Regions from separate parts of the Homo sapiens genome. Here regions 1 and 3 are each linked to region 2. Evidence: read pairs that join two places in POLR2A ChIA-PET (ENCODE). Cell type or tissue: MCF 10A. All regions are shown on one strand. Each heading gives the region's core, and the rest is flanking DNA. Links, peaks and the distances in the headings are about the cores only. Region 1 holds the start of LINC01179 (long intergenic non-protein coding RNA 1179). Region 2 has its middle 55 kb from the start of LINC01179. Region 3 has its middle 100 kb from the start of LINC01179.

Region 1 (10,462 bases), core at 3,685-8,684, 53 kb after region 2:
GCACTTTGGGAAACATACTTTAGTCCATCCTGGCTCAACTGATGGGAGGAGTGCTGAGGAAAAATCAAAGCATCCATGTTTTATGTCTTAATTTCTAATTCATTTTTTCTTCAATTTCATTTCTATAGGAACGAACCTTTCTTCTTCTGTGACTCTGAAAAGCAATGTTTATTTCTAAAGTTTTCCAGGTTCCTTAGCCTTTTGTTCTGTTTGCTTGACAGTTTTACTCATTTGCCCTTTTAAAGAGTTTAGGGGGAGTGGGTGGAGAATGCCCCTCCCTGTCCCTAGATCTCCCAATGATCTGCACAACTTCCAATTCCTCTGTCACCTCTCCTCTCTCTTGCATTTCCTACAGCTCGTTCTTCTGAGCAACCCATGACCATGGTATGTGAAACTCACAAGTAATAACCAAATAAACACTAGGCACTTTTGCTATTATTAGCTCAATTTACGGTAATCAGAAAGGTTAGCTATTATATCTAGCATTTTATTTACTTTTTAATTCTCAGTGTTCTAAGAACTGTACAGATACCTTCTGGCAATAGGCAGGTTCAGAGATTCATAAATACTTGCTGTTTCTTGACCCTTATTGGGAATCCTAAACCCCATTTTGACTTCCAATTTTTAAAGGAAGATGAATTTTTTTATTTAGATGCACTAGGATATATTGTTTCAGCTGGCTAACATCTGGATGCTTTCTCAGCACATGCTGAAGCCGACATTTCTAGCACTGAGTAGTTTGTTCCAGGAACACGAAGAGCTCGTTATTTACCATTGTTATTTTCTTTGACTCTAGAGAAAAGTCAGTGCTACAAAAGTATAAACTCGAAGGGAAAAATGAATTAAAGCTGATAGAGTTCAAAATGTTGATATTCTGATTATTGTCTCCTGGATTCACCCTAAAATAATTTTTTCTTTTTTGGAAAAGCAGAAAAGAAAGATGAAGTTAGATTAATTTTATTTCTATTTAAATAGACCATATATATTCTAAATTTTCCATTTTTTAAAAACCTCTTGGAGTCATAGAATGCATCACTTGACCTTGAAGAGACCTTGGAGGTTATGGAGTTCTGCCTCCCACGCAGCTCAGAAACATCCTCTGCTCAATCTTTGGCAGGTGGTCCTTCAGGCTGTCTGCTTAATGGCCCCTATTTGCAGAATGCTCTCCCTGGACAAAAACCAGCCCTTCTTTGAGTTAGTTTGAAATTAGGTTATTAAACACCATTAATAAGATGAAAAAAAATGGGTGCAATTAATCATTCATCTGTTCATTCATTCACTTTTCCACCTGGTTCCAAAGGAGATTTAATGTACTTTATGCTGGAAGTGGTAAAGGATGGTGGGCTTTGGAGTCAGACAGACCTGGGCTTGATTCCTGACTCACAAACTTGTTTCATGACATTAAGATAGTTGGTTATATTTCTAGGCCAAATTTTCCTCATCTGTTAATGGAGATTTTAATAACAATACTGACTTCATTGAGTGATTGTGAGGATTGAATGCATGTTGGGAAATTAGTAAATAATTCATGTTAATCACTATTATGATTTAATAGTTTTTAATAACTTACTGTAGCAGAAAGAAAAAATGCCAGACTTTAACAATGTACAGGGTCTGTGCGTGGTGGCTCATGCCTGTAATCCCAGCATTTTGGGAGGACAAGGTGAGGGGATCACTTGAGGCCAAGAGTTTGAGACCACTCTGGACAACATAGCAGGACTCAGTCCCTACAAAAATAAAAAATTAACCGGGTGACTGGGTGTGGTGGCCTACACCGTCATCCTAGCTACTCTGGAGGCTGAGGCAAGAGGATCGCTTGAACACTGGAGTTTGAGGTTATAGTGTGCCATGGCTGCTTCACTGCACTCCAACGTGGTGGAGAGAACAAGACCCTGTCTCTAAAACAACAACAACAAAACACACACACAAAATATACAGAGATGGTAGCAAGATTCATTTGCTAATTTGGGTGCCATATTAATTTGTTCGTGCAAAGGAAATCTATGATGCTAGTCCACCTTTGGTGAGGAAGCAGATTTCAGAGAATGAGAATGCCCAGGAGCCGTGGCCTATAGGATAGGCAGGCATTACTGAAGGAAAGCCTGGAGCAGCAGGTTCGTGTAAGACGAAGAAACAACACAAAAGAGGCCAAGTAATTCCTTCCTCCTTACATTCCTTCACCTTTTGGATTTTATTAAAATACCCATTGATACTCATATTTCTACTGCAGTGAGGGAAAGAAAATGATAATCCCAGAATACTGGAGAACATGTGAATATTATAATTTATCATTGATATTATTATTATTACTATTATTTTGAAATGGAGCCTCCTCTGTCACCCAGGTTGGAGTGCAATGGCGCCATCTCAGCTCAGTGCAACCTCCACCTTCTGGGTTCAAGATATTCTCCCGCATCAGCCTCCCAAGTAGCTGGGATTACAGGAACCCGCCATTATGCTCGGCTAATTTTTGTATTTTTGTAGCAACGAGGTTTCACCATGTTGGCCAGGCTGGTCTTGAACTCCTGATCTCAGGTGATCCACCCACCTTGGCTCCCAAAGTGCTGGGATTATAGGCGTGAGCCACCACGCCCGGTCTAATTTATTTTTAGATATTATATATGATACAGAATAACAAAAATGAAACATAATTTAGCTATTCATTCAGCAAATATTTATTGAGCTCCTATCTGTTGTAGTTCCTGGAGATGCTCTGGAAAAGAAAAATAAAAGAAAGAAAATCTATTTTTCACAGAGTTTACATTCTAGCAAGAGAGTAACAGAAAATAAATAACTACGTCATAGGCAAGTAGTACGTGCAGTGTCAGGGGATAGTGATGAAGGACGGGACAGGACAGAGGTCTTTTTAATTAAGTGAGCAGAAACCTGAAAGTTGTAGGAGTGAGCTAGAGAAGATGAAGGGATGTGCATTCCAGGCAGAGGGAAAAGGAAGTCCACAAGCGCCAAGGTAGGATTCCATCAGAATGACTGGAGTGGGCACGAGGCTAGGAGTGTGGAGGAAAGGAGTTCAAAGGGGCAGCCTGGGGCAGCTGAGAAAGAAAAGGGAAAATAAGGCTAGGAACAGAAATTGAAGCAGAAAATGATGCATTGTATATGATGAAGAGACATTGGACTAAAGTCTGTGAGGCTTCTCTTAGGGAACTCTCATGACATAGTATCCAGATGTCAGATGAAGGTCAGGCCTGGGGTGCCATCAGTAAGAATGAAGACAAAGTAATGGATCAGAAACTATTCAGAAAAAGAATGAAGGGCTTGGAAAGTTGGACCTAGAGGATGAAGGAGAGGGCTAATCCAAAGACTATCCTAAAGTCTCAAGTCTTAGTGATTGGGAGAATTCTGTCATGATACCACTAACCAAGAGAAGAAAGCTAGGAATGCAACCAGAATATTGAGCATGAGCATGGATACGATTGGCATAAGCTGGTGGCAGCAATTCCTGGGGAAATTTCCAATTAAAATTTAGTCCTGTTATGTGGTGAAAAGGGAACACTTATACACTGCTGGTGGAAATGCAAATTAGTTTAACCTCTATGGAAAACAGCATGAGATTTCTTAAAGAACTAAAAGTAGATCTACTATTCAATCCAGCAACCACACTAGTGGATATCTACCCAAAGGGAAATAAGTCATTACATCAAAAAGACACCTACATGCATCTGTTTATTGCAGCACAATTTCAAAGATATGGAACCAATCTAAGTACCCATCAACCAACAAGTAGCTGAAGAAAATGAGGTATATATACTACATGGAATTCTACTCAGCCATTAAAAAAGAATGAAATAATGTCCTTTTCAGTAACTTGGGTGGAACTGGAGGCCATTATTCTAAGTGAAGTAACTCAGGAATGGAAAACCAAATACCATATGTTCTCACTTATAAGTGGGAGCTAAGTTAGGGGTATGTGGAGGCAGACAGAGCAATATAATGGACTTTGTAGACTCAGACAGTGGGCAGTGGGAGTGACGGATGAAAAACTACATATTAGGTCCAATGTGCACTACTCAGGTGATGGGCATACTAAAATCTCCGACTTCACCAATAAACAATTCATCCTTGTAATCAAAAACTACTTTTACCTCAAAAGCTATTGAAATAAAAAATATATTTAAAAAAGTTAGGGTACCTATTCAAAGATCCTGGCAATGAAAGGAGAGAAGGCACATGGTACCGAGACAAGACAGTAACATCACACTTCTCAGGTTGGGGTGGATGCAGTAGAGGGTCATGAAAAGGACTCAGAGGTGCTATTAGAGGTGGATAAATGTATGGCTGGGCGCAGTGGCTCATGCCTGTAATCCCTACACTTTGGAAGGCTGAGGTGGTTGGATCACTTGAGGTCAGGAGTTCAAGACTATCCTATCCAACATGGTGAAACCCCATCTCTACTAGAAATACAAAAAATTAGCCGGGTGTGGTGGTACAGGCCTGTAGTCCCAGCTACTCCAGAGGCTGAGGTATGAGAATCACTTGAACCTAGGAGTCGGACATTGCAGTGAGCTGAAATCGCACCCTGGGCTGGGTGACAGAGCAAGACTCTAACTAAAAAATAAAAATAAAAATGTAAGTGCAAGGCCTTTTGGAATTTGGCAAAGAATAAAATCTAGAATTCTGTAATGTGAATGGGTGGCTTAATCATCTTAAATAAGGTCAATTTTGCTAAGAGGACCTAGGTTTTTTTAGATGAGTTCATTATTTTGAATAGTTGACAAATATTAATCCAAAACCACAAATTCCTTTGTGTTTAATTTCAGGAGCTCAGGGAAGTAGAAATAGTATTTGTTGGTAATCGGCTATATTTCCATAAATATGAGTCAGAGAACAAATAATCTTATAAAACCAAACTAAAAGGTAGAGGTGGTGAAAGGACTGGAGTAATATAGAGAAGATAAAGGAGATGACAGGCTACACAAGGCTCTGTGAGTTTCTGAGATCCAACTTCTTTTATTTCTTTGCTCAACAAATACTTGTTAATCATGTTATGATGTAACGGTCACTGTGCAGGGTTTTAAAGATTCGGAGAAAAAGTAGAGAAATGTGGCCCTGCTCTCATGAAGCTTCAGTCTAAAGAGGAGAGCAGATATTAAACAAATAATTACACAATTAAGACTGAATATGTTAGCACGTGGAGAAGTAGAGCGTGAAAAAGGCAATCCCTACATTCAGTTTCACAACCTTTCTACGTAATGGTGAGAGTGAGTTCCTCATGTACATTATCTGAGATTGTAATTTTTTTTTAAAGGAAGTTACCAACCCCATCAGTGTTTTACACTTATGGTAACTATATACATCATCATTCAAACCAGTTCACTGGTGTTAATCATTATGCCAGATAATGGCACAAAACAGGACCAAAACTCACTCTTTTTAAAGGGGCAATGAGGAGAGGACTCAAAGCAAATAAAATAATGACAGAGACAACGATACATTTGTTCAGGAAGTAAACAGTATTTTTCCTATGATGAGGTAAATAAATCAAGGAGGAAAGGAAAGAACTATTTAGAGAAGTCCAGTAGAATGTAATTAAGACTAATAGCATGAACCTAAACAGAGGAAAAATTGAGCTAAGTAAAGTACCAGCAACAATTTTCTAACAGCTAAGACAGATTATAAAAATCCTCTCAAGGGAAGGCACTTCAGCTAATGTGAACTGAAATATTAAAAATTAAAATGGAGAACATCCATGATACATATACTAGAAGAACTACGCCTTCACCATTAAAAGATAATTGAACAAAGACATTTTTTCTAGCTCTAATTCTTAATATTCTTGAAAACTTTCAAAGTTTTCATTTTTTTTTTCTTAAGGCAAAAAGCCCTTCTTTGTGACTGTAGTATCTAATCTCACTTGAGGTACTTAAAATCCCAAGACCAAACATTGGCACAGCTCAGATCATATCCTGGTTTTAATCTGTTCACTTAGTTTCTGTCTTAAAAACAACAACAACAACAACAACAACAAAGTCCATGGCTGAAAGGTCCAAGAGTTCTTTCCTAAAAGTTTCATTTACAAAAGACGCAATTTAAATGAACGTCTTCATTGGGCACCACAGAGGGCCAATCCAAGATACCCTATCTCCAAGTGTCTACTTTAAAAAGGCAAGGGAAACTGGCTCTGTCTGGGATAGGAAAGTGGGCAAGGCAGAATTCTAGTTTCTATAAATATTATATGATTCTTTTAATTTGGAAAGAATCAAAATTCATTTGGCCTAAAATATTTGGATACGTGTCTCAATTACTCTGTTAGTGTAAGCCCGACCTCCTCTCTGCTAGCAGAAAGAATTGGCAGACAAAATACATGCTGGTGACTCAGTGTGAGGTGTTCTCTCCTCCTTGGGGGGACGAAGCGGGAGCAGAGAACACTGAAGCCAGAGGCACTGACTTAAAATGGAGCATCTGATCCTTAAAGATCCCCTGGTATTTGTTGTCAGAGATGTCAGCTGGATTTCAGTTCAGATAATTACATTTTGCTTGTCTAATGCCCCTAGCAATTTCCAGTGGGATCTTCATTTCCCATCAGAAATTGCTCTGCATGTGATGCTGTGCTTCATTAAACAACTGCCGTGTGCTAGCTCACAGGTGGTGTTTGTTTCAGTGGTCACTGAAGTAATCTCTCCGCAGGCCCATGCCAGCCATACTGCCCAGACTTGAATTCTCTCCAGAGAAGTTTCTCATCCAAGATCCCCAGTAAAGAAAGTAAGTCAATCTTTAAGAAAGGGGAGTTTAGAAATGAATGACTACAGAGCGGGTTTCAAGAGGGTGTGTTTTAAGAGGCTGAATTTCGACATGTCTCTTCAATATGTACTCCAGTGGACCAATTTAATCTGGGCTGTCTAAGTTTTCTCCTTTTTACAGGGATCTTAGGATCGATTAGTCCTGATAGAAAAAGTGAAATGATGGTAAGGTCTATGGCAATTAACTTTCATTTCAAGGATTTGGGAGAACTTGGATAATTAAACTGTCAGGGAATCCTTACACATGTTTTCTTTGTTTTACATTTTCTCAAAATAGCCTCAGCTAAAACATTTAATTTGATGGGAATTAAGGTGGAGAATCCAGATACAAACTACCCCAAGAAAGCACTGTACTGAACCAAAGGCTGATAGCACACCTCAGGACTCTTTTATTGTTCTTGTAAATGCGTTTTAACTATAAAGTTTTCCATGGGCGTGTCATAATCCAACCACAGAAAAATTTATAATTAAAAAAATAAAAATTACTTTCATATTCTTTAACACAAGTAGGATGAGTTCTTTATAGGGGATATAGAGTGAGAAACCCCACTGTTGTGATGGACACAATATATTGTTCAACTACGTTAAAATGCCAATTTTTTATAAATTAAAATTACAGAGAAGATATTAGTTGTGATTGTCAAAAAGATGGAACATTACAATTTTGTGATTTCACCTATTTTTAGAAATATAATAAATATAGTAAAGAGGGAAAAATCTGGTAAATTATGGAGTTTATTTCTGTACTGGTTCATACAGATGTATTATCCTGTCATGATTTTAATAATAGTACTGTGGTGTATATGGAAGACAAGCCTGTAATCATTGGTAATTTGTGTTGTCTTGTTGTAATATGAATATTGACAATTAAAGTAAGTTCATATTATATTGAATATTTAAAATATCAAATGATTATATATATTTTTATTGAATACACCAGTACATCAGTTGTTTTTACACAGGAGAAATCCTTCTTTCTTCTCATTTGCCAGGGACTACTGAAGGAAAAAGGAAAGAAAATAGAGCTTCTTTCATCTTTATTCTGGGGTTTTCTGCAATTTTTTTAAAGAGAAAGGTAATGCATGTATTCAACTACATGTCTAGCTAAAAATACACTCTAATATAAAGTTTTAGAAGAGAAAAAAGAAACATACATTATTTATCTGTTTTATGAACTGAAAGAAAAAAATCAGAAAATAGTAGCAGTAACATGTTCTCTTATCAGCTACCCAAATCCCCACCACCGATCTCTATTTTTATGCTTTCCAGACAACTTTAGAAGAAAAGTTAAAGTCGGTATTTCCAACTTGTTGCTGATATGATGAAGCTCTTTAGTGAAAAACCAAAATCCTACTGTCTGAGAAAAGCATCACATCAGCAATGTCATAGGTCAGTCTCTCGGAATAAGTTATCACTTTGACACTTGTGATTTAACCACCATGCGAGTTATCTGACACAATTTTTCACCATAGGGTGATGTCTTTTCTGGAATATCTTTCACATTTCTAAACTCTTATCATCCAGTTTTGCTTATTCTTTAGTACATTTATCTCCTTTTAGTGCTAGAGAACCGTTAAGATGGCTTATATGGATACAGAAAATAAGACAAGATTAAATGAAAACCAAATTACATGAATAAAGAAAATGGGCTCACAGAATGAGAATAGGAACAAAATCATGAAGTTAGGAATATGCTGCTAGGTAAATGCTTAAGGGTTCTTCCCTGCTGAAAGGGGGTCATGAATTTCATTTACACTTTTAGTAAGCAATATAAGGGTAAAAGGAATCATTTGCTCAGGAGAAGCCCAATAATTCTTGGTACTGAAACTGACAGTGGCCTCTCCCAGGAGTCCTCATCGAGGGGAAACTGCGATTTAATGAGTAATATCCTTGTAGCAGCCTTACATTTTATGGAGAGAGTGTGGTCCAGTTTAGGAGCTACCTAGTTAGGCCTACATTTGAACAGGCTCTGTACTTTCATCACTGGCTATGTGACCTCAGGAAATTAACTTATGAAGTCCCAGGTTGAGCATTTGTAAAGTGTGTCCACCTCATATGAGGTGAGGATTAAATGAGACAAGGCACATGAAATGCCCAGCAAAACCACTGGTACCTGGTGAGTGCTCGATAAATGTTAGCTTTTACTAATCTGTGGTTACTTGGGGAGTGCAAAGGCACTTCAGTGTTAGCTCAAATAACTATGCATACAGAAGTAATTTGATGTGAAAACAAATAATATGAAGCATTGCGAAGTCTTGAATGTATATATTTGAGCTTACCCACGTGTGTGCACACATACAGAATGTTGATTTTTGTCTATTCCTTGGCCCTCTATTATATATATAGTAACTTTAACCTAGGCATCTAGTGTATGTTGAAGAAAGTTTAGCATTTATGTTTTACCAACTCCCAGGTTGGGTATAAGAACAAAAATTTGCAAAATAGGTGCCTTTTTCAAGTGCTGAGAATGGACTTGAGTTCCTAGAGTCAGCAAAGATGTGGATTAGGAGATAATTCAGACCAGCTAAGTAGACAATAAATGAATCCTATTATTGTTTTTTTTCCCCTTTCTACAAATCATTTCCTCATTTTAAGTAAAGAAGGAAATAGAAGGCTGAGAACTTTGGCTGGACATGGTTTTTTCAAAGCATTTCTCACAAGTGAGAAAAGGAACCGGGGTTGCCAGCTTCTGTAGGAAGAACTCAGTATCCACCACACAGAGATGAAAGAGGCACATTTTCCTAAGTATTTTTCTGTGATTGGAGTTTCAAAGAGTGATGAATTTGAAAGGTCAGCAGTTGATGCTTGTTTTTTAGTGTAGTTCTGGCTGGGAAATGGTATGATCAGAGAATGGAACTCTGACAAGTGAATTCTAAGTCTTCCACAGAAAGAACTTCAATAGTAGCAAAAAATTTGGGCAGACGAGATGGTAGATCCACTAATTTTACTGAACAATCAATTTGGTATGCCAAAATCTGCCGATCCGTTTTTGGTTTTAAGTCCTGAAACAGTATAACATGAGAAATTTTGTTAATATTTGTTTTGTTTTGTTTTCTTAGAGCATGAAGTAGCATAAAGATTATTCTGTATATTTCTCTTCTCTTTATCTTGCCTATGCCAGAAGTTTTACTGGACATGTTATTTACTTTAGGCATTTCCTTTAGGCCTTCTTTGCACAGTTTTAATAGTTTTTTGCTTTAAGAGGCTCCTATCCTGATTTCCTTCCTTTTGTATAAAGAGGAGAACATGATACCGTGAAAAAACCACTGTCTTATGTTAGGGGACCTTAGGTTCTTATTCTAGCTGTGCCTCTAGCTGCTGGTATGATATTGTTCTCTTCAAATAACTTGTCTTTGATTGTTTCACATTTCTGCTTCTAGACCAACTTAGTGGTTATGCTTCTTAAAGTTTCTTTTTTTCAAATCGGCAGAAACATTTTTTGAAGTAAAAATTTTCCTCAGAAGCCCAATATGTAAATTAGATGAAAGCCAAATCCCCTTGTTGAAATGAGATGTCTTACTGTTCTGAGAGCTTCTCCATCCCTAAGCTCTGGCAATAACCTAGGGCAATAACCCCCTAGGGCAGTTTCTCAAAGCATAGTCCATGGAACACTTGTGGCCCCCGATGATCTATGGGTGGTTCATAGGTGTTTTAGTCATTTTAGACTGAAATGTTTTCTCACATACATTTCTTAAATTTGAAGTATA
Region 2 (10,462 bases), core at 3,433-8,432:
TATAATTAATATGATAATGATTAGTGGACCTAGAGTATAATGTCAGGTAATAGTATTATAAAGAAAAATAAAGACGGGTAAGAGAATAGAGAATAATTGGCAAGTCTCTCTGACAATGTGACATGTAAGCCAATAATTGAATGTATCTAGAGACCAAGCCATGCAGAGACCTGGAGTAGGTTGTTCTCATTAGGCATAGGGAATTGCACATATGTCTTGATTTTGGAATATAAGAAATTGGCTTGATTGTGATTTAGTGAGTTCTCTGTTCTGGAACTGTTCATAGTCTGGATTACCTGCCAAGGAATTTTAAAAGGTATCCCTACATTTGTTAGGAGGTCAAACTAGTCAACCTATCTTGAGATTCCTCTGCAGGTTTAAGATGGCTTAGAAGACAAAAAACCAGAAATTTAGCAGAAGAAAAGATGCAAAATTTATTTGAGGAAGTAAACAATAAAGCCGTAGTTTAAAGACTTTTTATGAATATCCTTGCTCTATGTTGACATTGAAACTTGGGAAGAAAATAGAACTAAATATAAAAATGAAATAGGGGCATGTTGAATCAGAAGTTAAAGTGATTTAGGTCATTCAGTTATGCACAGATGCATAACTATTCACCAAATGATTCAGAAATCATAGGAAATGACTTATAAGAGCTGATACTAAACTTTGTACGGGAAGTAATTTTGTAAGAAACAATTGTTTGTAAGTCTTGCATGATGGAACATTTTAAATTAGAATACCAGAAATGGTTGAAGGAGTATTTATAGATTTCTTTGAGCTCTTCTGAAGAAAAGCATTGCCACAGATTTTTGTTTTAATTTTATTGTTTTTTTCTTTTTAAAAAAACAGGCATCAAATGAAGGTAATTAAAATCAGAATTTATTTACTGTTGGAACTAAAAAAAGTCTACTGATTTATGTTTTTGTATCTTTATTCTTAGCAGAGGAAATTTATTTTAAAATTTAAACTGAAGAATGTAGATACTTCCTAGCAAAACTTCTAGCATTATAACACGGTATTTTATCTTTTGGAGTATATGGTAAATGCCACGAGTGATGGGTAAATATGTGGGCATATTTCAGCATCAGATTTTGGCAATCAAAATGGGCTTACATGGACAATATAATATGTACCTCATATCCTGATTTTAATCAAGTAGTTTTACAAACCAGAAAGAGCTGTGCTTTTTCCTCATGTACGTATATTTCCTTCCTCTCTCTAAATTGAACACGTATCAAAATCAGTGTAAACTGTACACAGAAATTGGGAAGTAGACACAACGTGAGAATGGACACCAGGAAGCCATTATTGCCACTTAAGAGAGGAGGACAATTGAATGCCACAAAGGATAAAATGTTTGTGAAACATAATGTTGCAAGTCAAAAGAAAATGCCAAGAATTGAACATACAAGAGTTTCTAGTCTCTGGACCAACTCCAAGCTCATTCTTCTGCATAACTGACATTTATGGAGACCAGATATGGTGCCACTGTGGTATATGTGAAATTAGTTCTGCCTACTTAGTTTCTGAACATATATGTGTATTACACATGTATATTTAGCCAAAGAAGGGCCGTATTTTGCCATGTTCTCCTCCAACATATTTTTCCAATAGCATAGGGGATGTCTAGAGGAAGTTGAGACGAGGCCAAGGTATGACAAATGAGAAGGGTCAGGCCAATATGGAGGTGGAGAAACATCATGGTTTTAGCACGTGTGGTTGATAACATTGTTTCTGCTTTACTTCTGTATTTTGAATGGGGATATTGTCAGGGAGACCAATGAAGCTGAACTGTATGAAATATAAAAAGTTACAGAAGAGAAACAGCTGCTCAAAGCTAAGTTTGCTTTCAGGACTTGTCATTTATGGAGATCGCAGGCTTTCAATCTAATGAAGAGTGAGAACAATTTGAAAAGTGAGTGAAATAAAACAATTAACAGAGCCACATGGGGCCAGGCATTATTGTTTAGGGAAGAATACTGTACTTGGGGCATAGCAATTCACAAAATAGTACCTACAACATTCCGGTCTTACATCTGTAGGTGTGTTTCTCATTTTTGTAGAACTGGTTTGAGCATAGGAAACTGATCAAACTTAAGAGAACATACAGGGGAGAACACTCATATTGACAGCTCACTTTAAATTCACCCACGATAACTGGCACTTAGAAACCATGGACAAATTAAACTGTGGATAAACTAAAGAATGTTTGTGATGTTTATAAGGAACTTCTGACGGCCAAGAATTTGTACAGGCTGTTTTCTCTGTAAAGAATACTTGTCCACACAACCTCAATCGCCTAACCCTTGGTTATTGTTCAGATGTTGCTACAGATATTTTCCCTAGAAAGCCTTCTACTACTCCAAGACTAGATTAGGTGTCCTGTGCTCCTGTATAGGGACTGTTACTGTACTTATAAGTCTTGTTAATTTCTTGAAGGCAAGAATGGTGTTTGGCCAGCTGCTGTAACCTTACACTTAGCACAGCTCTTCCTAATATGAAAGAGCTTCAGATTTGCTGGAGCCAAGAGTCAAGGGGAGGAGCTGGGAAAGAATTAAAGCTGTAAGAAGTCGTCAAATTATGAAAGATCTTAAACACCACGTTAAGGAGTTTGGTTATAGTTCAAACTTCTACTCAGTATAAAGTAGAGCTCATAAACATCCTAAAATGTAGTTATAATTTACATTGCTAACCAGTCACAGAAGAAGGAAAATCAAGTGATTCAAATATATTTTATGCTAGTTATCAGGAACCCACGGGGTACCATTTAATTCTGCTGATATTTCATCTTTCCAGCCACATACTTTGACATATTATGGGACAGGAACCAACTGTTGTTCTTACTTATAAAATGGATCCTTAGATTCTGGGAGATATGATTGTAGTACGGAAGAGAGCACTCGTTCTGCATGGCGTCCTGTGCTTTCGTTTTTGTTCTGCACTGCATGTTTCAGGAGCCCAAGGCAGGGGCTGCTATTTTTTTTTAAGGATTTCCTTGGCCTTGCCCATGTCAACACATTCATTTGATCTCATCCACCTGAATTTAGAGGCTAACTGAGAAGAAACCCTACCCCTCTGGAAGGAGTATCACACTTTATGTCCTCAGAAGATTGAAGAAATCATGACTGAGAAGCTCCCTGTTTTAGATCATCATGTGAGACTAATGATATGAGTGCCTTCTCAAAACTTAGACATATCTCCGTTTTAAAGAACAAAGCATTTGTCTGACTTCAAGTATTCTAATACATGATTGGTAAGGAGTATTGCTTTGATTTTATTTTCATAGGACCTGTAATCTGGCCTGGTGACTTTTGTAGGCAGGAAATTATAACCAGCCCTATGTTTTTTTTTTTTTTTTTTTGAGATGGAGCCTCACTCTGTCACCTAGGCTGGAGTGCAGTGGCACAATTTCGGCTCACTGCAACCTCCGTCTCCCAGCTTCAAGCGATTCTCCTGCCTCAGCCTCCTGAGTAGCTGGGATTACAGGCACACACCACCACGCCCGGCTAATTTTTGTATTTTTAGTAGAGACGGGGTTTCACCATGGTGGTCAGGCTGGTCTCGAACTCCTGACCTCGTGATCTGCCCGCCTTGGCCTCCTAAAGTGCTGGGATTACAGGCGTGAGCCACTGCGCCCGGCCAACCAGCCCTGTGATTTTTAAAGAGATATTCTCGTAAAGGCTCCTGCAACTGCGGCTTAGAACCATTGAATTACCTATAAGAGTGACATGCCCTTTAGGTGACAACCTAAAATAATAATAAAAGAATAATACAGTTGGTAGGAACAAGATCCAATATAGGGTAAGTGATACTGAACTCCTGCTGGCCTTGACACTCTGACGGGGCAAGAGGCCTGGAGGAAGCCCAGTTGGAAAGCCAGCCTTTACGGGTTCTTGGGCAAGAAAAGAACGCTGGAATGGCAAAGCCTGAATGAGTCATTTTACACACCACAGGAAATATTAGGAGGGATTAAATAAAGTCCCCCTCAAGTACAACCTGTAAAGTGACAGTTGAGATCACCTTGCCTATGGCAAGTGTAGAGCTTGCTCTTTATTCTTTGATAGTTTTCAAGAGATGAAATATCATTTACATAAAAAAATTTGATTATTGCATCTTGTAAAATGTAAAGGCTAAGTTGAGATTAACAAACATAGTATTTTGAAAAATATTAATTCATTAAGCCTGCCATTTTGGGCAAATTAATTTTGAGCTTTAGTTTTAAAATAACTTTAAAATTAACTTTAAAAGTATTTAAAGAGGAGGAAACATGAAGAATAGCAGTAAGTAACAAGATCTAGGATACATCTTATTAGTGAACTAACTTTTCCTCAACTTAAGGACCTTTGGAAAAAGAATTAATTCTTGAGCACCACTGTTACACATTATTTACAACCAATTCAGTAATGTGTTAAATTGAGATCTAATAGTAAAGGGAACAGATTTGTCGGCTTACAGGCTAAACTTACATCAAAGAAAGACTTTGACACTGGAATGGATTATGCCCATTGCATTTATTTCCTATGGCTGCCATAAGAAATTGCAATAACCATGGCTTAAAACAATAGGAACTTATTCTCTCTCAGTTCTGGAAGCCAGAAAGCCACTTTCCCTTTGAAAGCTGTAGGGAAGAGTCCTTCTTTGTTTCTTGCAGCTCTTGGTGGCTACTAGTGTTCTTTGGCTTGTGGCAGCATAACTCCAATCTCTTCCTCCCTCCTCATATGGCCTTCTTGATCTGTCTGTGTGTCCTTTTTCTGTTTCTTATAAAGACACTTCATCGGACTTGGGGCCCACTCTAATTTAGTATTATCTCATGTTAATCCTTAACTAATTACATCTGCAAAGACCCTATTTCCAAATAAGCTTACTTTCTGAAGTTCTCAATAGACAGAAGTTTTGGGGAGACATTATTCAACCCACTACAGTAATTACAAATTAAATCAATCAAAAGATAACTGAGAATCTTTTGGAGTGCTCTAGACTTTTAGTACTCTAGGTATCTGCTAAATAAACATTTATCCTAACATACTTAAAGGATCCTAGTGATTGGGGAAAAAAATTACAAAGTGTAAATATTAAAAACAAACATTTCCTAAAGTAATACACACCCCAGATCTCTAAAATTAGATCAGAATTTGTTTCTAAAGAAATCACGTACACATATTTTCCTTTCTATCTATTTTTTTGCTGAATCTTCACATAAATTTTTAATTTTAGGGAGAATTAGAAGCAGGCATTTGTAGCCTTTTCCTGTATTAAAATAAATACAATAAAAAGAGTTACCCAGTGGGAATTTTAGCTGCTTCTTATATCTATGTTGGACTACCTGAATGTTTTCAACACAATTATCAAAGTAGACAAGACTATTTGTACAGTTCATGTATACTATGTTTTATTCATTACTACAGTTTGATATCATGTCAACATTTTCTTATGTTGATATTTGAAAAAATATTTAGAAATCTTTATTGCTAATGTAATGTACAGTGTTCAAAGCCATAGGTTTGGTTTTCAAAGAGGACTGTTGGTAATTTCAGCATTGTCATTTGTCAGTGCCAGTCTGTCCCTGCCATTTGAACCTTTATTAGGTAAAGGATGCCTGATCTGAGGGTTTGCTTTTTCATTCATTTATAATTTTTATCTCTTCACTTACCTGTTGCTCACGCTTGTTTCCATTGAACTAGTACTGACCCGTATGGTCTTTAAAAAATTGATAATTGCTCAATTTAAAAAAAAGCAAAAAAAATTAAAAATTCTATTTTGATGAATATTGACAGTTTTTTTGTGTTTGGCAAGAATGTACATAAGGATGGATCATTATATTGTGTTTCTTAGATTGTCAGAATATTTCTCTTAGATCAGAATACAATATATTAATTATTCCTAAATGTTGACTTCCTCAGGCCTCTACCTAAAACAAATTTGTATAAAACCTTCAAAGTGCTTTGCTAACTATCCTTATATCTATGACTAGAAGGAGATGGTAAGCTCTCTGTCCTGCCTGGATTCTGGTGTCTGCACAGTGCTTAGCATCAGCAGAAAGTTATGCCAAGTGTGCCTTCTTTTAGTACTTGATGAATGAATAATTTCAGGACTACTGATTAGACACAGTATTTTAGACAGACAGTTCAAGATCTCTGATAGCAGCATCCAGATTCCTATCATCAGGGAACATCCACCACTTGAAGGGGATGTGTATCAGCTGCCTCTAATATATCTCAGGCATCAAAGGGTAGTGACAATTTTCAAATCTCTGAGAAAGGAAGCCTCTCAGTCAGTTTCCTAAATTGAAGCAGCAAGGAAAAAGCCAATTGCCTGCTCAGAGCCCTGTTTTAGGGGTATGGTTATTAGAATCTAGGTCTAGCTTGAGGACAATATTTTGGACTTTCAAAAAGAGCACCTAAAAATCTGGGTTGGGTGATTTCTGGCCACAGATGAACTTTCTCTTGACATTCTCTCTTGGGGGAAAGATCACTTGAGGGACATGCAGCTCACTCGTGCTACTGAGGCTTGTCAGGACAGCCCTCTTGTACTCACCAAAAACTCGAACATGACACACAGTCCTTGGTATTTCTAGAGGGTAGCAGATCATGTTGTTCCCTGGCTGCAGCCAGAACTTTTTACACATACTGGGGAGTCACGATGACTCTTAGATGCTAGCTATGTTTCTTGCAAATGGCAAAATCTTTGTCTTTTAAAGGTTGGGGCTTTGCTTGTCAGGGTATTGTTTGGAGGTAGAGGTGTGAGTGTGGGTGTGGCATGATGGGAGCCAGGGGCCAGGCAACTTGTCCCATAGCCATTACCAGAGAGGCTCTAGGAAGGTATATTTACAAGGTAAGGTACACTCCTAAAAGCCCTGGGCAGGCAATTAGAAGACCTATGGCAGCTACTGCCCTGATCCTTCTATTTAGTAGCTGTGATTTCTGACAAGTTATGCATAAACATTCTGGGTTTCAGGTTTCTGCTCTGAAAGTCAAGTATTTCTGCCCTGGGTTTCTTCTAGGCTTAAGAGATGGGTTCTGCATGTCTGATATTCTACATTTAGAATATTAAAGCACCTATGTTGCATCAAAAGAGATGGATTTGCCCACCTGGCAAGAAATGCTAATTATTTCTTAATGACAGGCTCTCTTGTGTAATAAAAATAGAAACAGGCCTTGTTCAAATTACATTCTCTTGGCAAGAGATTTGCTTGCCTGATCTCTGATAGCAGACTCCAGATCCTAATCATCAGAGACAATTCACCACTTGAAAAGGATCTGTTTCAGCTGCCTTTTTTTGCACCACTTGGCATCCTTTGACCTTCTCTGTCTATGGAGCTTTTGGCTGCTAGTTTTGTTCTAGCCACCACCATGGCAACCAGCTCTGTGTGGGTTTGTAGGACTTCACACAACCCGGTTAATATCGTCTGCTTGCTACCTGCTGAAGTTCAGCTGTTGCAGACCCATGGATGTACGGGACTAGTTTATATCCATTCGAGCACAGTATTTCATTCTGTTTTATTATCAGTGTATTAAAGGATTATAAGTAGCAATGACAAAACTGAATTCTCTAGACATCATGATGTTAAGCCATGGAGAAACAAACAGATTCTAACCTCACCATTTCTAATAGCATAGTATTTTTAGCTTTATTTAGTCACATGTTCCCTTGATTACAACATTTATTCATATATACTTAGAATAATGGCAGGGTCAGCAACCTGATTCCACTTTAAGTTTGTGTGCTTGAGGTTAATACTGTTATCTGTTATGTTATTAAAACTAATATAATAATTTTATTTAACTAGTTGTGTTCGTTAATGGTTCCTTTGGGCTTTGTATGCAGTTGGAGGAAGTTGGAATTGCTGAAGACAAGGCTTGGCAGTGACCCTCCCTTGAAGCAGGTTGGTGAACACAACCGTCATTGCCACAAGAGACAGCATCAACATGTAGATAAAGGACAAATACAAATCTAGAGAGAGAGAGAAATGATGATAGCAAGGGCACAGATATTTATGAAGAGACAGAAATGAAAATAATGTATTATATTGAAATAAACTTGTGCTTAACATCAAAAAATTAAAAATGATATGACAATTTTTTCTTTAATCGATATACTGTCTTAGGACAAGGACTATTGCTAAACTCATAAAACAGAGTAAATAAAAAATACCTAAAGACTTAGAAAAGACTAGATGAGGCTATCTGAGACCAGGTCCCTACCCACTCATGATTCAGCATAATTCAAGAAATACTTAATGAGCTTCCACTTTATGCTACATTATGTTATCTTAGGTAAAAAGGGAATGCAGATTAAAGAAATAATTTCACACCACAAAGAATTCACACACTGAAGATAAGACAAACACGAAAATATTTTAAATAGTAAGTCAAGTGTAGTAAGTGTCAAAAGAGGTACAAAAAAAAATTCTATTTAACTTCCAAGTAAATTAAATCACTTTTGGTGGGGGATCAAAAAAGACTTCATGATAGACAATTCACACACACTCACACACACACATATAAACACACACACACATAAATAATAATGGCCAATAAATATATGGAAACATATTTAACTTCAATAACAGTTGAAAGAATTTGAATTAAAATAAATGTATCAGGAAGAAGCAATAATTCTGCCTATGTCAGTGTTATATCTCTTTATAACTCCTTCTTAGTTCTTCTCTCTTAAAAGAAAAAAAGTGGCTAAACTTATTGGTCAAATCCAAAGAAACTGATTAGAATATATTGACAAGTAGGAAGAACAACTATAAAATAGCATATGATCTGCCAACTCCTGTAAAATTGTAATATTCTGCTCAGTAAGGTTTTCCTTTATCTGCCCACCTAAGAAAGTTTTTCATAACACTTTTGATTATTTTACCTTGAATTCCTTTGTCTATAACCTTGAGATGATAGGAAATTGAATTTTATATGAGGAGGCTTCAAAATATTCAAGGAAAATTGAATTAAAAAATAAAATAAAATTAAATTAAATTAAAATATGAACTTTGTTTCTCAACATAAGCTTCATCAAGTTAAAGAGCCATTTTCTCCATCCCTAAATAACTGAGTCCTGGGAATTTAACCATGTCAATGTAGTCATATATATATATATATACATATACATATATGAATGACTTCTACCTTTGTTTGTATGTATATATAAAAGTCTACAGCTCTGATTTCAGAGCTCAAAGACAAGGTTTTCTAAATAACCCAATATTTAGATTCAGAACTCAAAGACCAGGCTTTCTAAATAACCCAATATATTATTATTATTAACTGAAAAAAATGGGCACCTTTTACAGATATTTTAAAATTAAGAAAGAAAACAAAGGTAGAAAGAACCAAATCAGGATTGTAAGGTGGATGCTTAATGATTTCTTGTCAGAACTCTCATAGAAATAGATAGCATAAATGAAAAATAATCACAACTTCTGGAAATGAAGGACACACTTAGAGAAATGCAAAATACACTGGGAAGTCTTAGCAAAAGAATAAACAGATAGAAGAAAGAACTTCAGAGCTCAAAGACAAGGCTTTCTAAATAAACCAAATTTTTTATATATATATATATATACACACACACACACGTATATCATATATATACATGTACGTATATTTTATATATGTGTGTATATATACACACACACATATTATTAACTAAAAAAAATGGGCACCTTTTACAGATGTTTTAAGAAAACAAAGGTAGAAGGAGCCAAGCCAAATTAGGATTGTAAGGTGGATGCTTAAAGATTTGTCATCAGAACTCTCATCACATTGTCTTGGTGTGATGAGGGAATGAGCAGGAACAGTGTCATGGTGGAGAAAGACTCCTGGTGAAGTTTCCTGGGTATTTTTTTGCTAAAGCTTTGACTAACTTTCTCAAAACACTTTCATAATAAGCAAATGTTATTGTCTTTTGGCTCTCTGGAAAGTCAATAAGCAAAATACCTTGAGTATCTGAAAAGCTGTTGCCATTATCTTTGCTCCTGATTGATCTGTTTTTGGCTGGACAGGACCATTTTCACCTCTTGGTAGCCATTGCTTTGATTGTGCTTTGTCTTCAGGATCATACTGGTAAAGTCATGTGGCAATTAGTCATCTCCTGTTACAATTATTTGAGGAAATGCTTTAGTATGTTGATCCCACTTATTTAAAATTTCCATTGAAATGGCAGCTATTGTTGGCAGCTGATTCTGGGTGCAATGGTTTTGGCAACTGCTGATTGGAAAGTTTGCTCAAATTTAATTTTTTGGTCAGAATTGGGTAAGCTGAACAATTGAGATGCCTATAGTGTTGGGTATTGTTTGTGCTGTTAATTGTTGGTCTTCTTCAATTAGGGGACAAATAAGACTAATTTTTTCCTCCCAAATTTAATGTGGATGGTCTGGTGTTTCAGGCTTCATTTTCAATATTATCTTGTTCTATCTTAAAATGGGTCAATTTGTTGGAAATACCACTGGTAGATGGAA
Region 3 (10,462 bases), core at 2,745-7,744, 50 kb before region 2:
ATTTTCTGTGTGTGTGCTGTATTCGCCCTGCCTCCTCCAAGAAAGTTGTGTGGTAAATGGCTTGGGGAAGCCAACAAGAAACAGAATGATTTACCTATCAGGACCCCAGAAAAAGCTCTGGAATTTCAGGGACCAGATTCCTCTGAAAGCATGAGTTTGACCGGTAAGAAGGAAAATGAGAAGATTAAGAGTCTGTATAAAGAACATGTAAATCTGGGTTTTTAAAAATACTTTTTAATTTTTGTGGGTACATAGTAGGTGCATACATCTATGGGGTACACGAGATCTAAACCTGAAAAATTTCCCCAGTATCTGGCACAACCAGCAATGATCACTCCCAACTAACCTCCACTTGCCCCCTGACCTTTCCACATACACATATATTTATCTGGCGGGAGAATGGAGATTTATTTTCCAGAAAAATAATGAGTAAGACAGGGTCTAGAATGAGGAGACGCTAGACACAGCTGAGGACAATTCTGAGTGTGGACCGGACCAGCAGGAAAAAAAAAGAAAAGAATTAGAGAAACAATAGGTAGAGCCACCTACCAGCCCTTTACCCACTCCAATCCCATCCCTTAGGCAGGAGATGGGGTAATATTTCTCTGGAGAGTTAGATTAACGTAAGGAAAAGGACTTGATGATACTGATATTTCGGAGTCCCTACCAAGAGTGAGATTTTAATCTGATAACACTTTAGTGAAACCTACTTATTGACAAGCCAAAGAGCTTCCAATTGAGTTTTAGCATCTCACTATGAAATGTAAATTGTGAATAGTCAATGACACCAGGAATCTGAGGAGAGGCTCTTATTGGAAAGCTGGGAATCAGAACAATCAGAAAGATGAGCCTTAAGAAAAAGAAAGATAATGCAAGTAGCAGAATGAAACTAAAAGTGAAAGCAAAAAAAAAAGTGATTTTTAAAGCGATAAAAGAAGATATTGCATTCATCAATGCAATGAATAGAAAGTCTGAAAGCAAAAATTGAGAAAATCTTCTATAATGTAGACTATAAAGGCAAGGAGTTGAAAAACAGGAGGAGGAAGATAAGAGTATTAGAGAATGAGCCTATAAGGCTGAATGTTTAAATGGGAGCACTTTCAAATGAAAGAATGAACACAATGGAAAGGAGGAAATTATCAAAGAAATACTATAAGAAAACTTCCTAGAACTGAAGAACATGTTTTTCATTTTGAAATGGTCTGTGGAGTGCCGTTTCAAAAAGACCCACACAGGGTGACATCTTCGTAAAGTTTTAAAATCCTGGGGAAAAAAGAATGTTGTAAAAAGCTTTCATAGAACAAGGGAGAGAGAGAGAGAGAGATTGAGAGAGAGAGAGAGAGAGAGAGAGAGATACAGAAAAGAAAAATATGAAACCTCAGAAGTCAGAATGTTATTGAACTTCTCAATAGCAATATTGAAAGCTCACAAATCATGAGATGTGTTTTACATGGTAGAAAATCAGTAGATGATGTCAGGAATAGAAAAGATAATAAAATAGCATCAGAAACATAGAAATAGTGCAAAAACAGAACAATTAAATGATTTTCAGGTGGTCACCTGAGTGGTCTCAGAGGTAGGAAAGGAGAAGGCAGCTCAGAATTGTCTTGTTTTCTTACAACATTATTCAAATTATAGTTATTTATTGTTTTGCTAAATATCAAAATATAAAAAAAGAAAAATTTCTTTCCAAATTGGTTTCTTTTAAAAAATATCTTACTAAGTTTAATTTTAAAATTAAATTTCAATTTAAACTATTTTAAATGAAATAAATGGACATATTTACAATATTTTCTCCCATATATCTCCTTATTAATCAAACATTACACCATCCATCCAACCATCTATTAAAATGCTGCAAAATTATTACATAATAATACAGATAACTTAAAAACTATTGATTTCAAAAATCACTCTTTTTCTCAAAAATCACTTCTTTTTCTTTTAGGGCATTATAACATAGAGGTTGGGTGAGAACACTGGACTCAGATCGGCTAGGTGAGATTCTCACTGAGTTACACATTCGCTGTGCGACTTGAGCAAGCTACCTCATCTCCTATACTTTTGTTTCTTCATTGGTAAAGATTTGAAAGGTACTTAATTCATACAGTTTTTATAGCACATTGAGTTAATAAATGTAAAGCTTTAGAATACTACCAGGTATGTTGTAAGCTCTCTCATAAATGCAAGTTTTGATTGTTATTAGCAGGCTACTTTTTAATTCAAGCTTAATAGTGATTTCTGTCTTCATGAAACATAGGTATATATTTAAAGTAGCAATGCTAATCACACATACTCACACAAACATACACGCAACTCTGAAATGTATTTATTAGAAACATACTGTAATTTTCTTGGCATAAATAATCTTTGCTTAGGTAATACAGATGTCCAAACTTTTCGCTTTTACGATGTAATTTTAATAGTGTTTGCATCACTGGCAGGATTCTTTATGCCCCATTACAAATCTTCTTAGTTTTGCTTTGGGGTCTAATGTTAAAATATTTGAAATAGTCTGGCATCCTTTTGCTTTAAGAACCATTTTCTTTTTATGCCAAGATTCAAAACGAAGGTGTAAAGATATCTGTTTTTCTCAGTGCTTTTCTGTCCTTTCTGGCTAGAAAGCCGGTTTCCAACTTTAGGCTCTGAATAAAACCTATTATGGTTATCTCATATGTCTTTTCAATCAACAATAATTCATTTATTGCTTGTTGTTTGTAAGCAATTTTATTGTGCATGAGAAATATAAAGACTGAGCTGATGGTCTAACAGAAGAGAGACAAATACATCAAATTATAAGCAATTATAGATCTGCCGTAAAGGGACTGTGCTTCAATGTTAGTTGAAAAGTTAGACAGAAATGAGATAGACGTCTAGTTCTCTAATGCCAATTTATAGTTATGTCAAAGAAAAAAGCACTTATACAAGATCTTATCTTAAGATGGAGGATTTAAAAAATGTTTAGTATTTTGCAAAACTTTAGAATGACTGGATTTTGGAAAATTGGAAAATCTTGTGCATGTGGGTGGGGGTTGGGGGTGGGCAGAGGAAGGCAATATCCTGGAGCCTGCCAATAATGCATTGCTTTAGAAACTGAATTTCAGTTTAACCAAGGTTTCCTTATTTGCTGTCCAGTGGGATGTAACACACCAAAGAATTAAAAAGACGCATTTCTCCAATGGAGCCCGGGGGGATGTGCATCAGGATAATGCCAAAACAAGGCTCCAGAGTGGGTGTAGATGGCAGTTGACTTTATTTTATTTATTTTTTTAAGACACAGTTTCACTCTGTCGCCCAGGCTGGAGTGATGTGATCTTGGCTCACTGCAACCTCCACCTCCCGGGTTTCAAGCGATTCTCCTGCCTCAGCCTCCCGAGTGGCTGGGATTACAGGTGCCTACCACCACTTCTGGCTAATTTTTTGTATTTTTTTAGTAGAAGTGGGGTTTTACCATGTTGGCTAGGCTGCTCTCAAACTCTTGACCTCAAGTGATCCGTCCGCCTCGGCCTCCCAAAATGCTGGGATTATAGGCGTGAGCCACCGTGGCTGGCCGGCAGTTAATTTTAGCCATGAACATTCAGACTAAATCCAAATTATAACAGTTATACATACTGTTCCCTCTGCTATATAATTGACCATTATAATTAGTGGACATTTTTCAACCCTATTTGAGAAACTTGGGCATATCAGGCTCAAAACACAGTCTTTTAGGCTCTAGGCATGGCATGGGCCTTTTTCCTGACATTTTCACCCTTACAGTCCTCTTTATCTTGTAGTCGAGTTAGACACCATTTCCTTTAAATAGCCTTTACTAACTTATCTGTCTCTTAACCATAACTCCCATAGCACCTTTTACTTACCTCTGTTAGGACACTTGATACACTCTCTTTTAGTTTCTTTTTTACCTTGCTAGTGTGCTCTCTCCAGACTCATTTAAGTCAGTACCATTTAAGTCAGACATTTGGAGACATTTGAGAAACACTGTTATTACTAAATAACAAAGGACCTGTTTGTCATACAATAGTTTGCCTACTAGGCTCTACGATAGTTTTCTTGAAGGAGATTATTGTCATAAGCTCTATATATGCATTTTCAACTTACAGATTGTGTTAGTTTAATAAATATTCAGAATCTTCCCATTTTCTTCTTTCTTTACTATCTCATCACATATCTTGTAAAAGATATGCTGCCTTTACTGAAGCTGTGAGAAGACAAAAAATCAACTGTCAACCCTGACAAATTGGAGACATGCTTATAAAGAAAAAATTATTGGTCAGCAACATTTAGGTGTTGTTTGGACTTCCACTTTCTGAGTTGGTTATGTTTAGTACTCTTAAATAGACATGATGAATTACCGTAAAGTGATGGTTGCGAGTCCAGGCACAAACCTCAAGGGGCCACACATTTGGTAGATATGGCAGGTCTTCTTTTCCCTGACTCACAACCAGCACAAGGCAATCATGCTGACATCAGTTATAACGGCTTTGCAACTGATTTCCCCCAATTCTTAAAGCTCATTTAGAGCCCATAAGTTTGTGTGTGTGTGTGTGTGTGTGTGTGTGTGTGTGTCTCAATGGTCCTTGGTGAGTTGTCTATGAATGTGCCTGGACATTTGCAGCCTCTGAGTCATGTCTGAAGACCCAGGAACGTCTGACTGTAATGCCCAAGCAGCAAGAAGTAAATGCAGCAATTTACCCCTGGAGTTTTATTAGCCATCTGACTAACCTACTGTTTTTCCTAGAACAGTCTGCTGTGCATGTTGAAACAAGGCAATGATTAAAAATATGACTAATTAAGTTTTGGTGGAAAGTGCTCACGATGTTCTGTTCAAAAAGTGAAATGACTCAAAGCTGACTTTTTCGTGTGGATAAAATCAATGACATTGCCCTAATCATGTGCTGAACCAGAGGTAGACTCACAGCCAGGGCTTTATCAAGCTGTTAAGAAGTGAAGCCTGGAATTAGTGACAGCAGCCTGAGCTATGATTAGCTTCAAGATGACGTGTTTCACAAACTCTTGTTCCAAAACAGGGTGACATTATTTATGGGTATTTGTAACAGTGAAATTTTAAGAGCACAGGAAAAATTATTAACGGCTATTGTCCAAGTTAATGTAATGCAAACCCACTGCACATAAACTAGCTTTAACAAGCTTGTGCAGCTCACATTTAATTAAGGAAATGAGAAATACAAGTGTGGAAGGGGATGGTCAGTTTTTCTTGCTTGGGAGTCTTAAAGGCAATAAACAATTTTAGAACTGTCGAAAACACAAGAATTGACTTTCCTTTGAATTCTCTATAATTAATACATGTAACTGTTCAATTTTTTGCTGCATTAAAATGTATTTTGAAAAATGATTGTTGCCTTTTTTTTTTTATTATACTTTAAGTGATAGGGTACATGACCCAGCCATCCCATTGCTGGGTATATACCCAAAGGACATTTATTTTTCTAAGAAAAAAACCATTAAAATAACTGATCTTTCCCACTTAATTTTGTTCCTCGCTGTATGTCATAAGCTTCTAAAAGTCAATGCCATTTACTTTGTAAAAGTACCATTTTACTTTATCCAATCTTATTCTTCTATCTTTTGTATAATGAAGTGTGGTATAACATAAGCACTTTATCCATTATTTAATAAGCAGTTACTAAACACCTACTACAGGTCAGCCTGATGATAAGTAATAGATATTTACTGCTCAACACAACATAGTGCCTGACTAAATGAGCCTGGAAGGAGCATCCAGGTGAGGTAAAGAGGCAAGGGAAAGAAGGTTCAGGAAATGTCCTCATAGAGCCCAGTAGAGTGTGTGGGGAGACGTGTTGGGGGATGGAAGAGTCAGAAAAGGCTCTTTGAAGGAAGTGATGTCTGACTTGAGACCAGCAGGTTAAGAGGACAATGAGGGTGAAGCTTTCATGGGACAGGAACAGCCATACAACATCCGAGGCCCAAGCCATTGTTTTGAGCCAAGCGAGCCCCACATTGAAGATTGTGTGACATGAGACTGGAGAGGTGATCCGTTGGACTTCTTTTCACAGACAATAGAGAAGTTAATATTGATGTGCTACAAAGGAAAGTATTGCTCAACAGGCTCATTTGATTTAGCCACGGTTACTTTTAAATTATTCAGATTATTTGAATGTGTATTTGAAGTACTCAAAGGTTTTTATTCACATTAGGTAAGATGGAATTTTTAGTCATGGTAAAATTAATTTTTTCTTGATCACATAAATTATTTTTTCTGCTTCAACCTCCAGATAAGCCCCTTGAATGAATCTCAGCACTCTCGTAAGAGTGTAGTGTGGCCAAGACATAGGGCATGCTAGTAGTGGAGGAGACTGGTCATGAGGATCAGGATGGAGAGTTAGACAGGGCACAAATAATGGAAGCTGCTACTCTGAGGAGATCAGACTTTACCCACAAGGGATGTGACACTGGTTTTTGTTGTTGTTGTTTTAGAAAGATAACCCCAATAGCAGTTGGAGAATGAGAAGACGGGGAAAAGCTGGTGGTAGGGCAAAAGTACAGGAGGTTGTTAGGCCTGAGCTCTGAGGAGAGACCACAAATAAGGACACAGAAAGGTAAATGGAGAAGAACAGGAAGAATACAGGGCATAAAAGGGAGCTAGAACTGAACATGTGAGTTGAGCAAAAGAAATATATCAAGGAAAACTCTTGGGTTTTGGCTTCGGAGACAAGATGAACAGCAAAGTCACTGAGGCTGGAAATAAAGAGGATCATAGTTGGAACAAAGATATCCGTTCAGTTTTGGACAGTGTTTGAGATACCAGGACAGGTCTGCCCTAGAAGTGGATATGCAAGTGTGTCATTGAATGAGAGAGGGAATTTGAGGAGGCAGATTGCGTATGCAGAAGCAAGGATAGTATTGCGGTACACGTGAATGCTGAGGCCCTAGAAAGTCAGTGTAAAACACTCCTCTTTCCCTGCAAAGTTTGTAACCAGTGTGGAACTAGACACAAGAGTCAGACAAAGTTGGAAACATTACTTTTTCTACTGGTAAAGCTAAATGGAAAACATGGCTGTATTTCTTTTTTTTTCCTTTTTGAACTTCTAAAATGACTTGAAAATGGCTCTATTTCTGAGGCTAAAAGATAATATTAGCCTTTTACCCAGTAATTAGACATATTTATTTGCCCCTGGCTTAGAGGGAGAGTGAATCAGAGCATAAGCTGTTGGCATACATGCCATTTAGAAAAAAAGAGGTTCTCTCTTCCAAGCTTGCCAATGAAATAAACCACTCTTCCCTCCCTGGGGAGAGAAACTAGAAGCGTTGCTCTAAGTGAAGTGCCTTCACATGGAAACATGAGGCCAGAATCAATAGTCTTCCAATAGCCTACATTTGAAAGGAGGGCAAAGGAAAAGAACGCAGAGCAGCAACTTGATGATGATGATATAGACTGTGATGAAAGTTGCTAACATACTGAACACTTACCATGTGCCAGGTATGTTTGCCAGTCCTTTACAGTCATGGGCCTCTTTAATCCTCACAGCAAGCATGAACTATAGGTAGGGAAATGGAAGCACATGAAGTGGCAGAAGCAGGATTTGAATACAAGTGGTGTGGTTCAGAAACTGGTCTCTTGAGAAATAATATTCAGAGAAGCAGGAGAAGAATAACAAAGAAGAGCAAGGTGACATGAGACTGAGAAAGGAGGGAGTCACCCGGTCAACACAAAGCACAAATAAGGATATAACTACAGATCTCTAGCTCCGTGCTGTGACTTAATATATTGTTGACACTATGAGTCACAAAGTATAAAGGAAAAAGAAAAGCAGTTGTTTACCCCAACATTTTAACACGGAGACCAAATTAATGGAAATTATTTTAATTAATAATTAATTGAATTAATTCATAGAAAATTAAGGTAAACATCTTAAGATCATGAATCAATCAAATTTCTCTATGTTTTAGTTTTTTATTATTAAGGTTTAAGTACAGTGGCTTTTTATTGTGTAGATATAGCCTTTAACACTCAATTAATTTAACATAAGGTGTGTTAAATAGACTGAATGAGCAAAAAACAAAATTATTAGTTGCCTACAAAGACCAAATTAATTATGTAACCTTAATATTTCCATTGCACTTTGCACAACCAATGTGAGTTGAGCCTTAGATATCAAGAGTTTGGGATTTGGGTATTGCCCTTGCCTTAAAGAAGCTGGAAACCATCATTCTCAGCAAACTATTGCAAGGACCAAAAACCAAACACCGCATGTTCTCACTCATAGGTGGGAATTGAACAATGAGAACACTTGGACACAGGAAGGGGAACATCACATACTGGGGCCTGTCGTGGGGTGGGGGAAGGGGGAGGGATAGCATTAGGAGATATACCTAATGTAAATGACGAGTTAATGGGTGCAGCACACCAACATGGCACATGTATACATATGTAACAAACCTGCACGTTGTGCACATGTACCGTAGAACTTAAAGTATAATAGAAAAAAAAAAGAATTAAATTAAACTTTCTAACTCCACTCCTTCCAAAATGGGGCTAAAACATATATATTCTACACATAGTATCCTACAGTGATAGTTAGAAAACACTATCAATCATGAATCTTTGAACTTGGATTGGAGGCTCTCTGAGTTTCATTTTTACTATCATTGTCAACTACAGATGCCAGGAAAAACACCATCACAGAAACTAGGTTTCTTGGATCTTTCTGCTGTGAAAAATGGGAAATCAGTCAGACATCCCTATTGCTTTTGTGAAATATCTGTTTCGAGGAACCCTGCAGCTTAAATTACATGACTTCAGTGCAAGACAGAGAATCTTCACATTGAAATGTGTGCTAGAGCAAACATATTTAAACCTTTTGACTTATTGAAAAACACAGCTCCAAATGGTACTCCATGAGGTAATATTTTCCTTAATTGCAAAGCACCATATACAGCTCTTTGGGGTGCTGCACCTGGGCCATCTGTCTGCAGTTTCCTCGGCTATTCTCAGTTGGAAATATCAAGATGGTATATATCTCCTTAATTGTGTCTTGACAAACAAATTAAGAATACCACAGCAGGCTGTTGTCTCCCAGAACAAGCAAAAATGGTTTTGTAAGCATTTGTAATTTACAGCATCCTATGTCTCTGAAGATCTTTGGTACAAATAACTGTAAATTTTGAAATTTCTTACCTGCCAGATTTTAATTCAGAAACAGTAGGTGCTTCTGACTGTATAGAAAACTAGCAATAGTATACAATCTATGTTTTCAAAAATGTATTTGAAAAAGTGCTGATGGTAGTAAAATCTGGCAACAAAACCAAAGTTACAAACTGCTTGTTCACTTGTTTTATGTGGTTTCTGCCACTGTGTGCTGCCAAGTAAACACAACAGAGCACTCAGCTTTTATTAGATACATTTGATTTGCCATTAATTGTATGGTATCATTAAGCATTCACTCACTAGACAATACAATCCAATACAATCCAAAATGCAATAGTCCTCATGAACAAGCAATAGTGTTTGACCATATGTACATTTACAAAACTACATTGTTTCTGAATATGAAGACACCCTAAGAGATAGCAACGTCAAATCTTAAATGATTCACTGTAAGCAAAATGCTAATTATCATTATGATAATGATGAGCTTGATTCTGGCTCTTAAGCCTGGGAGAATATTCATATGCACATACATCTCTCTCCTCCACCACTTCCACAGATCACATAAGTTGGTCCATAGGCAGAGTTTCTGGAGAGAAAAGCCAGAAGTACAGAGCTTTGTCCATCTCTCAAGCTCTTCAGTCAAATAAGCCACACTTCTTACCATGGAGGAGAATAAGGAGGAGCTGGAGAGAAACTGGAACAATTGCTCTAGGTGAAGTACATTTTCATAGAAAAATGAGACCAGAACAAGTGATTTCCCTGAAATAACCAACATTTCAGAGCAAGGCAGAGGAAGACAAGACAGAGCAAGATGATGATGATGATGATGATGATGGTGATGATAATGATGATATGTTCTGTAGGTAACTCTGTCCAAATGGAGGAGCAACCAGGACTTTTTCTTAGTGTCTCCATCCTCCCCTTTGTGGGCCCAACCCTATCTTGGTAATTGATGTAGGGCAATTTCCTCTCAAATCTTCTGATATGAGATTCACAAACCCATTTAAGAGTCTCTATCTATTCTTTGAAATTTTAATCCTGAATTGGAGGAAGGGAACAGGCTCTGTACTAATGTCTCAATCCTTTCTAGCTCCTCCCCAGCATCTTTCCCTATCCAAGAAGGGCTTTTTCTCCTCCCAGCTGGGTGGTGAAATTCTATTTTGTCCTATCTGGCACTCTACCGTGTGCTCTCATTATCTTTTATAGTCTCTATGTTCTAGTTCTTCACCTTGGCTCCTTAGGCTACATCAATTCTTTCATTTCAGACAGAACAAAGATGGAATCTCCCAAGTGAAAGTCTGTTTCTGAGTTGGGCTTTTAGAGCTTGTT

The links. ChIA-PET counts read pairs that join two places held together with the same protein. Peaks named below come from ENCODE experiments on the same cell type or tissue, not always from the same donor. Only the 100,000 strongest peaks of a DNase experiment are listed, where the experiment ranks them.
Region 1: POLR2A ChIA-PET joins it to region 2 with 13 read pairs; 2 of 35 experiments call an interaction of 5 or more read pairs at or near these places.
Region 3: POLR2A ChIA-PET joins it to region 2 with 22 read pairs; 2 of 35 experiments call an interaction of 5 or more read pairs at or near these places.

What each region holds. Positions count from the first base shown.
Region 1 is chr4:165,678,037-165,688,498 of GRCh38, forward strand. LINC01179 (long intergenic non-protein coding RNA 1179) reads left to right here and starts at 6,603. Exons shown (of 6, transcript NR_121676.1): 1 at 6,603-6,717; 2 at 7,748-7,830. In MCF 10A, for the core only: no CTCF peak of the experiment used is centred there; DNase peaks (open chromatin) are centred at 6,355 and 6,645.
Region 2 is chr4:165,624,838-165,635,299 of GRCh38, forward strand. No RefSeq gene overlaps it. Among named protein-coding and RNA genes, the nearest start is that of LINC01179, 55 kb to the right of the region's middle. In MCF 10A, for the core only: no CTCF peak of the experiment used is centred there; no DNase peak of the experiment used is centred there.
Region 3 is chr4:165,575,848-165,586,309 of GRCh38, forward strand. No RefSeq gene overlaps it. Among named protein-coding and RNA genes, the nearest start is that of LINC01179, 100 kb to the right of the region's middle. In MCF 10A, for the core only: no CTCF peak of the experiment used is centred there; a DNase peak (open chromatin) is centred at 4,684.